4 separate regions of the Homo sapiens genome follow, and all the other regions are linked to region 1. Evidence: read pairs that join two places in POLR2A ChIA-PET (ENCODE). Cell type or tissue: OCI-LY7. All regions are shown on one strand.

Region 1 (2,500 bases):
CATGTCTCAGCTTCCCGAGTAGCTTGGATTACAGGCACATGCCACCGCGGCTGGCTAAAGTTTTTTTTTTTGGAGACGGAGTTTCGCAATTATCGTCCAGGCTGGAGTGCAGTGGTGCCATCTGCAGCCTCCACTTCTGGGGTTGAAGCGATTCTCCCACCTCAGCCTCCCAAGTAGCTGGGACTGTAGGTGCCTGATACCACACCTAGCTAATGTTTGTATTTTTAGTAGATACAGGGTTTCACCATGTTGGCCTGGCTCGTCTTGAACTCCTGACCTCAGGTGATCCACCCACCTCAACCTCCCAAAGTGTTGGGATTATAAGCATGAGCCACTGCACCCAGCCTAATTTTTGTATAATTTTTGTATATTTTTAGTAGAGACAAGGTTTCACCAAGTTGGCCAGGCTGGTCTCAGACTCCTGACCTCAAGTGATCTGCCCGCCTCGGCCTCCCAAAGTGCTGGGGTTACAGGCATGAGCCACCGTGCCCGGCCCAGAAATTTCTCATCCTCCCAAACTTGTCTCCGTGCAACACCCACTCCCCGTTGTCCCTCCCCCAGCCCCTGGCACCCACCATTCTCCTGTCTCTGTGGATTTGCCTCTTCTGGACATCTCATGGATATGAGATCACATGATATTTTTCCTTTTGTGACTGGCCTGTTTCGCTGAGCTTGATGTCCTCAAGGTTCATTCATGCCATACGTAGCCTGTGTCAGAATGTCCTTCATGGCAGGCACGGTAGCACATGCCTATAATGCCAGCACTTTGGGAGGCCAAGGCGGGCAGATCACCTGAGGTTGGGAATTCGAGACTAGCCTGACCAACACGGAGAAACCCCATCTCTACTAAAACTACAAAAAAAAAAAAAAAAAATTAGCCGGGCATGGTGGCACATGCCTGTAATACCAGCTACTCGGGAGGCTTAGGCAGGAGAATCACTTGAACCCAGGAGGCGGAGTTGCTGTGAGCTGAGATCACGCCATTGCATTCCAGCCTGGGCAACAAGAGCGAAACTCCATCTCAGAAAAAAAAAAGGAAGAACATTCTTTTTTTTTTTTTTTTTTTTTTTTTTTTTGAGACAGTGTCTCACTCTGTCGCCCAGACTGCAGTGCAGTGGTGTGATCTCGGCTCACTGCCACCTCTGCCTCCCAGCCTCCAGCGATTCTCCTGCCTCAGCTTCCCAAGTAGCTGGGATTACAGGCGCCTGCCACCATGCCCGGCTAATTTTTGTAGTTTTAGTAGAGATGGGGTTTCACCATGTTGGCCAGGCTGGTCTTGAACTCCTGACCTCAGGTGATCCGCCCGCCTCGACCTCCCAAAGTGCTGGGATTACAGGTGTGAGCCACCGTGCCCAGCCTGTTCTTCCTTTTTAAGGCTGAATCATATTGTGTTGTATGGATACACCAAGTTTTGTTGATCCATTCAATTGTTGATGGACACTTGGGTTGTTTCCACCTTTTGGCTGTTGTGCAGAACCGTGCCATGACCATGGGTATGCAAATTTCTTTTGGAGTCTCTGCTTTCACTTCTAGTTTCCTTTTGAAGCCTTATACTGCTTTGTCGTTGGCTGAAATGGTAAGGCAGCAGCTGACCTGTCTCTAGCTTTCCCCATTACCTTGCTGAGTGTCTGATATGCAACTTTGTAACACCCTTTCAGGTGGGATCGATTATTTTCTTTTTACGAACAAGGACACTGAGGCTGATAATGGGCCTAGGGTCACCCAGCTTGGGAGGGACAGGACTGTGGGTGGAACCCCCAGCCTGCTGTCAACTGAGTGGCTTTAGTTCTAGCAAATTCATCTCTCTTTAACTAGGATCAGGGTCAGGAGCCTCCAAGGCAGAGGAGGAGGTAGACTTTTGAGGAATGTTTTGCCCATGGGCAAATGGGAGGGGAGGAGGAGATAATACTATTTATTTTTTATTTATTTATTTTTTTGAGACCAAGTCTCACTTTGTTCCCCAGGCTGGAGAGGAGTGGCAGGATCTCAGCTCACTGCAACCTTCACCTCCTGGGTTCAGGTGATTCTCCTGCCTCAGCCTCCCGAGTAGCTGGGATTACAGGCGTGCACCACCACACCTAATTTTTGTATTTTTCTGAGAGGGTTTCACCATGTTGGCCAGGCTGGTCTCGAACTCCTGACCTGAGGTGATCCACCCACCTCGGTCTCCCAAAGTGCTGGGATTACAGGCGTGAGCCACTGGGCCCAACAGAGGAGATAATATGAATGGTTGTGTTCACTTAGCAAAGAAGAGCTTACGATGTGCCATTTGCTTTATCAGTTTTACTCTTTTAAGCCTCATAGCAGCCCTAGGAAGTGGTGGGTACTAGCATTCTGCCCGTTTTGCAGAAGGGGAAACTGAGGTATAGAGGGGTGAAGCCACACAACTGAGGTTACACTGCTATAAAGTGAAGGAACTGGTGTTTGAATCCATGCTCTCTGGTCCCCAGTTTAGCAGAGAGGAAGGCAGGAGAAGGGAAGACCAGGACAGGTGGGTGTG
Region 2 (2,500 bases), 1.1 Mb before region 1:
TTTTTTTTTGAGATGGAGTGTCGCTCTTGTTGCCCAGGCTGGAGTGCAATGGTGCGATCTTGACTCACTACAACCTCCGCCTCCGGGTTCAAGGGATTCTCCTGTCTCAGCCTCCCAAGTAGCTGGGATTACAGGTGCACATCACCATGCCCTGCTAATTTTGTATTTTTAGTAGAGATGGGGTTTCACCATGTTGGCCAAGCTGGTCTCGAACTCCTGACTCCAGATGATCCACCCACCTCAGCCTCCCAAAGTGCTGGGATTACATGTGTGAGCCACCGCACCCGGCCTAATAATTTTTTTAAGTTAGCAGAATCCAGAGATAGAAGAACTTTCCCTCAATATTTTTCTTCCCTTCCAGAATACAGAGTGATTGCTGAAAAATAGCTGCCCCACCAGGAATGGCACTAGCCCTTGTGACTAGTTTTTACCACAAAATGTTAAAGGAAAAAAATGTGTCGTGTTAGCCAAAGAGCAATGTGCTTTCTCTTTTTTATTAGACAGGGTCTCAATCTCTCACCCAGGCTAGAGTGCAGTGGTGCTGCACAGCTCACTGCAGCCTCAAACTTCTGGGCTCAAGCAATCCTCCAGCCTCAGCCTCCCACGTAGCTGGAACTTCAGGTGTGCACCACCACACCTAATTTTTAATTTTTTGTTCCAGAGATGGGGTCTTGCTAGGTTGCCCAGGCTTGTCTCCAACTCCTGGTCTCAGGCAGTCCTCCCGACTCAGCCTCCCAAAGCACTGGGATTGCAGGCATGAGTCACCATGCCCAGCCAGCTTTCTCTATTTTTACTTTCCCTTTCCACCTAGATGTACATGGTGTCTCAACATTGAAAGATACTGGGTTTCTGCACCACCAGGGGAAGAAAGCCAACTAAATTTAGATTGTTACATGAGTAGGAAATTAACTGAAACTTTGATATGTGTCTGTTACATTAGGTTACCCATAAATACACAGCTAGATGGAAAAGAAATGTTACTGGGATATAATTTTGGTTAAATAGGACACCATATGCATTTGAAAGGAACAAATGGCTTTCCTCAACTTCCTTTAACTCTCTCAAAATGCACACCTGTGGCTCTTTCTAGATCTTCTACCTCTTCAAGCACTCCATACATAACACTATCTCCCTGTAACTTTTTTTTTTTTAAGAGACAGGGTCTTGCTCTGTCACCCAGGATGGAGTGCAGTAGCATGATCATGGCTCACTGCAGCCTTGACCTCCCAGGCTCAAGCAATCCTCCCACCTCAACCTCCCCAGTAGCAGGGACCATAGATGTATGCCACCATGCCTGGCTGATTTTTAAATTTTTTTGTAAAGATGGGTTTTTACTATCTTGCCCAGGCTGCTCTTGATCACTTGAGCCACCCCTTGGCCTCCCAAAGTGCTGAAATACAGACCTGAGTACCTGGACTTCTCCCTATAATTCTTTTTTTTTTTTTTTTTTTTTTTTTTTTGAGATGGAGTCTAGCTTTCTGTCACCTGGGCTGGAGTGCAGTAGCACGATCTCAGCTCACTGCAACCTCCAACTCCCAAGTTCAAGCGATTCTCCTGCCTCAGCCTCCCTAGTAGCTGGGATTACAGACCCGCATCACCATGCCTAGCTAATTTTGTATTTTTAGTAGAGACAGGGTTTCGCCATGTTGGCCAGGAGTTCAAGGCTGCAGTGTGCTATGATTGCCACTATGAATAGCCACTGCCCTCCAGCCTGGGCAACATAGTGAGAGTCTCATCACTAAAAAAAAAAAAAAAAAAATATATATATATATATATATATTCTTTAAAAGTTTATTTTGTATAAATAATAATGAGACATAATTTCACCAGGCTGGTCTCCAACTCCTGAGCTCAAGTGCTGGGATTACAGGTGTGAGTCACCGTGTCCGGCCAGTTTTGTTTTTGTTTTTTTTTTTAATTTCAGACAGGGTCTTACTCTGTCGCCTGGATGGAGTACAGTGGCACAATCACTGTTCACCACCACCTCAACCTCCCAAGCTCAGGTGATCCTCCCACCTCAGCCCCCCAAGTAGTTGGAACTACAGGCACAGTGCCACTATGCTTGGCTAATTTTTATTTTTATTTATTTTTATTTTTGTAGATACCGGGTTTTGCCATATTGTCCAGACTGGTCTTGAACTTCTGAGCTCAAGCGATCTGCCCGCTTCGGCCTCCCAAAGTGTTGGGACTGCAGGCACTAGCCATCGCGCCTGGCCAGATAATGGTGATTTTTTTTCCTAAAGAAAAAAAGTCCAGGCCCATGTAGATTTTTTTCGTATTGAAGGGGGCCTGCCCCTCCACACCTGTTGGTATTTCTCGCAAGGTGGAGACAAGAGACTGAGAAAAGGAAATAAGACACAAAGTATAGAGGAAGAAAAGTGGGCCCAGGAGACGGGTGCTCAGCAAGTGAGGATCTGCACCGGCACTGGTCTCTGAGTTCCCTCAGTATTTATTGATCACTTTCTCTACTATCTGGGCAAGGGGGATGTGGCAGGACTAT
Region 3 (2,500 bases), 130 kb after region 1:
ACACCTCCAATTCTAATCCAACAGCACAGGGTTAATTTTTATCCTTTCCGCCTTTCCATAATTCTAAAATCAGCAACCTGATTTCCCTTAGCAATAATAGGCTTACTTACCTGCTCCATTTTAGAATACACAGAAAGTACGTTCCAAAGTGCTAATGGACACCTCTATGCAGAAGTCTCCTAGTTAGAGTTCAGTATTTATAGAGTTCCTCTACCTCAGGATATGTGTTCCAAATACTGTGTCCAGAAGTTACTGGGGCCGGGTGCGGTGGCTCATGCCTGTAATCCCAGCACTTTGGGAGGCCAAGGTGGGCGGATCACCTAAGGTCAAGAGTTCAAGACCAGCCTGACCAACATAGTGAAACCTCGTCTCTGCTAAAAATACAAAAAATTAGCCAGGTGTGGGGGCACACGCCTGTGGTCCCAGCTACTTGGGAGGCTGAGGCAGGAGAATTGGTTGAACCTGAGAGGTGGAGGTTGCAGTGAGCCAGGTTCATGGCCATTGCACTCCAGCCTGGGTGACAGAGTGAGATTCTGTCTCAAAAAAAAAAAAAAAGAAGTTACTTTGGACCAGGTGTGGTGGCTCATGCCTATAACCCCAGCAGTTTGGGTTGCTAAGGTGGGTGGATCGCTTGAGCCCAGGAGTTCGAAACCAGCCTGAGCAACATGGTGAAACCTCATCTCTACAAAAAATTAACCAGGCTTGGTGCGCACGCCTGTAGTCCCACCTACTCGAGAGGCTGAGGTAGGGGGATAACTTAGCCCAGGAGGTCCAGGCTGCAGTGCACTGTGTTTGTACCACTGCATTCCAGCCTGGGGAGCTTTTTATTACTTGAGACAGGGTCTCTCTCTGTCAGCCAGTTCTGTCTCACAGTTCTGAAGCCATCTGGAGGACTCAAGAAAAAAGTAATGGGCCAGGTGCGGTGGCTCACATCTGTAATCCCAGCACTTTGGGAGGCCGAGGCAGGCAGATCATGAGGTCAGGAGTTCGAGACCAGTCTGGCCAGTATGGTGAAACCCAGTCTCTACTAAAAATACAAACATTAGCCAGGCGTGGTGGCAGGCTTCTGTAGTCCCAGCTACTGGGAGGCTGAGGCAGGAGAATCACTTAAACCCGGGAGGCGGATCACACCACTGCACTCCAGCCTGGGCGACAGAGTGAGACTCTGTCTCAAAAAAAAAAAAAAAAAGTCATGAAGTGGGAAAGTGCATGAAGTGGGAGCTTGTGCTCAGTCCTGCTGTGGCTGCCTGTCCTGTGGAGTGTTGAGAACAGGCACCGGCACTTGCTGCTGCTTGTGGGTTTTCTTGTTCTCGGACAGTGGTACTCAGCCTCTGTTGTGTGTTCTAGTCACCTGGGGAGCTCTCTATTATTATTACTACTATTATTTGAGACAGGGTCTCTCTGTTGTCCAGGCTGGAGTCCAGTGATGAGGTCATGGCTCACCGCAGCCTTGACGTCCTGGGCTCAAGTGATCCTCCGAGGACCTTTTTCTAAGTAGTAGCTGAGCATGAAGGCATGTGCCTGTTGTTGCAGCTGCTCAGGAGGCTGAGGTGGGAGGATTGCTTTAGTCCAGGAGTTCAAGACCAACCTGGGCAACATAGGGAGACTCTGTCTCTCCAAAAAATAAAATAATTACCTGGGCATGGTGGTGTGCACTTGCGGTCCCAGCTGATTGGGAGCCAGAGGTAGGCGGATCACTTGAGCCCAGGGCTTTGAGGCTGTGATCACACCTGTGAATAACCATGGTACTGAGCCCGTCTCCAAAAAATAAAAAGTAAATTAAAAATCTTAAAAAGCGAGGATGCCCAAGCCTCACTCCAGAGGAGTTCAATCAGAATTTTGGGTGTAGGGGAGGCATGCAGCAATCGGCATCTTTGACTGCTCCTCCCAGTGATCCCAGAGAGGATGTGGAGTTGAAAGTCCCTGACTGAGGCAGCCTGCAGAGCCCATTGTTGGGGTAAGAGGTTGCTCTTATGGTGGCCGCTCTGTGGGTGAGCTTTTAGCGCGTAGAGACTGATATCCCTCCGCTGTGTGGACGGTATTGACACTGTGAGCGCAGCAGTTTTGCAGGTAGTTATAAATTCCTGGAAGATGAAAACCAAAATTTAAACCAATAACTTTTTCTCCATCCTGGAAGTTTTTTCTAGGAAATATACAAGAATTGATGAGGGAGAAAATGTTTATCCATTGAATCTCAACAGGAGGAGTTTCATATTTGTTGCTAAGAGGAATTATTTTTGAAATATTTCAATTAGCTTTTTAACAAAAAAGAATGAGGACCCTTGATGAGATCTACAAATAGAGTATAAGTGGGGGAAAAAATCAAGGTCCAAAGAATGTAAATTATATAACCGTTAGTGTAAAAAAGAGGGAGAAAGTGGAAACGTCTAAGTCCTTGTTTCTTATCCATGGAATTGATCTGGAAGGATGGACAGGAAACTGATACCAGTGGAAAACTGTGAAGAGAAAAACTTAGGCTGGAGCACAGAAGAATGGGGAG
Region 4 (2,500 bases), 110 kb after region 1:
TTAAAAGTGGATACCGGCCACATATGTGGTGGCTCGTGCCTGTAATCCCAGCACTTCTGGAGGCTGATGCAGGTGGATCAGGAGTTCAAGACCAGCCTGGCCAACATGGCGAAACCCCGTCTCTACTAAAAATACAAAAAATATATATATATATATATTTTAGCCAGGTATAGTGGTGCGTGCCTGTAATCCCAGCTACTCGGGAAGCTGAGGCACGATAATCGCTTGAACCTAGGAGGCGGAGGTTGCAGTGAGCCGAGATCACGCCACTGCACTCCAGCTTGGGTGATGGAGCAAGACTCTGTCTCTAAATAAATAAATAAATAGATAGATAGATATCTCAATAGCCAGTAAGCATACAGAAAGGTGCTCCGTGCCATTAGTTGTGAGGGACATGCAAATGAAGACCATAAGAAGATGCGATTGGACATTGGCAACATTGTTAAAAGTTGTAAGGACTGACAGCAGCAAGTGTTGGGGTTGATGAAGAGCACCTGGAATGCTGTCCCTGTGTGGGAGGTGGGACCGTGTGTGTAGATGATACAACTATTTTGGAAAACTAGCAAAGCTAAGTTTATGCCTCCCTTTATAACCACCAGTTTCATTCTTGGACACCCAAGAAGAACCAATGCATGTGTTCACCAAATGACTCTCATAGCAGCTTGATTTGTGCTGGCCAGAACCTGGTAGAGTACAATGTCTATGAAAATGAGAATGCTCACATAAAAAGAACGGATGACTCTCCCAGACATGGTGACCCTGTGTGATTGTCTTTTTTTTTTTTTTTTGAGACAGGGTCTTTCTCTGTTGCCCACGATCATGGCTCACTGCAGCCTTGACCTCCTGGGCTCAAACAGTTCTCCCTACTCAGCCTCCTGAGTATAAGCTAATTTAAAAAAAAAAACTTGTAGAGACAGGGTCTTGCTATGTTGCCTAGGCTGGTCTTGAATTCCTGGACTCAAGCGATCCTTCTGCCTTGGCCTCCCAAAGTGCTGGGATTATAGGTATGACCCACTGCCCCCAACATTATATTATTTATATGTTACATATATTATATGTTATAAGTATATATTGTATATTATATAATATATGTATTATAGACGTGACCCACCACACCCGTCATTTTATTGGAAGTTCAATAACAGGTGAAAGGAAGCCACAGTGATAGTCAAAATAGTGGTTTCCCTGGGAGAGTGGTATTGACTGGGGGGGCCCAAGAATGCCTTCTGGAACGTCAGGAGGGATGTCTGACGCAGTGTTCTTCAAGCTGTTCACCTATGATCCTGCGATCAGGGCATGTACAAGTCAGTGAGAGTAAGCAGAATCACACGCTGCTCCCCTCAGTACTGAGCTGAGGACGTGGAGTCGCTCCACGGCTCTCCACTTTGTGCTGCAAGTCGGCCAGTGCTTGTTCAAGTGCAGGCACCAGCAACCTCATCACAGGCTTTGGCACTGGGCGATACTGCTGGGGATGGCTTTGCATCACTCCCGGGCTGTTGGGATCCCCTTTACTGTCACTCTGCACGTGTCTGAGCTTTCAATCCGGAAATGAATTTGCGGATGCTGGTGGCACCCGCGTTCCTGTTTCACTGCAGCCTGACTCTAGAGGCAGCATTTTCAGGAGGAGAGGCCATTCTAACAAGCCTCTGTGAAACCCCGTGCTTCTAAAAAGCAGACTTGCCTTATTCGGGCACAAAATGGTTTTTTGGGGCAGCATCTTCAGTGTACTCTGTTTTTCCGTTGACAAAGTTAGCGCTGCTTTGAGTTGGAGCCGTTCCTGGAGGCTGTGACGGCATCGCATGATTTGATGGAAGGGAGAGGGGAGAAGTTCTAATGCTCAGTGTAAAGTACGATTAGGTGGCATACGCCTGTAGTCCCAGCTACTCGGGAGGCTGAGGCATGAGAATCGCTTGAACCCCGGGGACGGAGGTTGCAGTGAGCAGAGATCATGTCACTGCACTCCAGCCTGGGCGACAGAGTGAGACTCTGTCTCAAAAAAAAAAAAATGTACAATGAGGAGAGCTATAATTTCAGTCACTTCCCAGTGTATGCTCGTTGGCTTGTCCACCTTCAGAGAGGGAAAAGATGGTTTGCCCTCAATGACCTGGATCTTTTTCTCTTTTTCCTCTGAGACAGCGTCTCGCCCTTTTGCCCAGGCTAGAGTGCAGTGGTGCGGTCATGGTTCACTGCAGCCTCAACCTCCTGGACTCAGGTAACCCTCCCACCTCAGCCTCCCAAGTAGCTGGGGCTACAGGCATGTGTCACCAAGCATGGCTAATTTTTGTATTTTTTGTAGAGATGAGGTTTTGCCATGTTGCCCAGGCTGATCTTGAATTTCTGGGTTCAGGCCATCCCCCTGCCTTGGCCTCCCAAAGTGCTGGGATTACAGGCGTGCTGGATTGTATTTTGCTGTCAGTTTCAGTTTATTTGACTTAGAATAAAGACCTTCAAGTGAGGAAGAAGCTATAGGTCCCTGAATATCACAGGATCTATGAAGTAT

The links. Peaks named below come from ENCODE experiments on the same cell type or tissue, not always from the same donor. Only the 100,000 strongest peaks of a DNase experiment are listed, where the experiment ranks them.
Region 2: POLR2A ChIA-PET joins it to region 1 with 5 read pairs; 1 of 35 experiments calls an interaction of 5 or more read pairs at or near these places.
Region 3: POLR2A ChIA-PET joins it to region 1 with 5 read pairs; 5 of 35 experiments call an interaction of 5 or more read pairs at or near these places.
Region 4: POLR2A ChIA-PET joins it to region 1 with 6 read pairs; 5 of 35 experiments call an interaction of 5 or more read pairs at or near these places.

The regions. Positions count from the first base shown.
Region 1 is chr19:10,866,595-10,869,094 of GRCh38, forward strand. The region is part of intron 6 of C19orf38 (chromosome 19 open reading frame 38); the gene reads left to right. Among named protein-coding and RNA genes, the nearest start is that of CARM1, 3.7 kb to the right of the region's middle. In OCI-LY7, no CTCF peak of the experiment used is centred here; a DNase peak (open chromatin) is centred at 1,517; H3K4me3 peaks cover 1,110 bases; H3K27ac peaks cover 2,210 bases.
Region 2 is chr19:9,781,787-9,784,286 of GRCh38, forward strand. It overlaps a transcript of ZNF846 not described here. Among named protein-coding and RNA genes, the nearest start is that of ZNF846, 14 kb to the left of the region's middle. RefSeq lists an enhancer at 2,359-2,500. In OCI-LY7, no CTCF peak of the experiment used is centred here; no DNase peak of the experiment used is centred here.
Region 3 is chr19:10,999,688-11,002,187 of GRCh38, forward strand. All of the region lies in intron 11 of SMARCA4 (SWI/SNF related BAF chromatin remodeling complex subunit ATPase 4), which reads left to right. Among named protein-coding and RNA genes, the nearest start is that of SMARCA4, 40 kb to the left of the region's middle. In OCI-LY7, no CTCF peak of the experiment used is centred here; no DNase peak of the experiment used is centred here.
Region 4 is chr19:10,978,641-10,981,140 of GRCh38, forward strand. The region is part of intron 1 of SMARCA4 (SWI/SNF related BAF chromatin remodeling complex subunit ATPase 4); the gene reads left to right. Among named protein-coding and RNA genes, the nearest start is that of SMARCA4, 19 kb to the left of the region's middle. In OCI-LY7, CTCF peaks have their summits at 1,601 and 1,803; DNase peaks (open chromatin) are centred at 1,531 and 2,181; H3K4me3 peaks cover 2,016 bases; H3K27ac peaks cover 2,500 bases.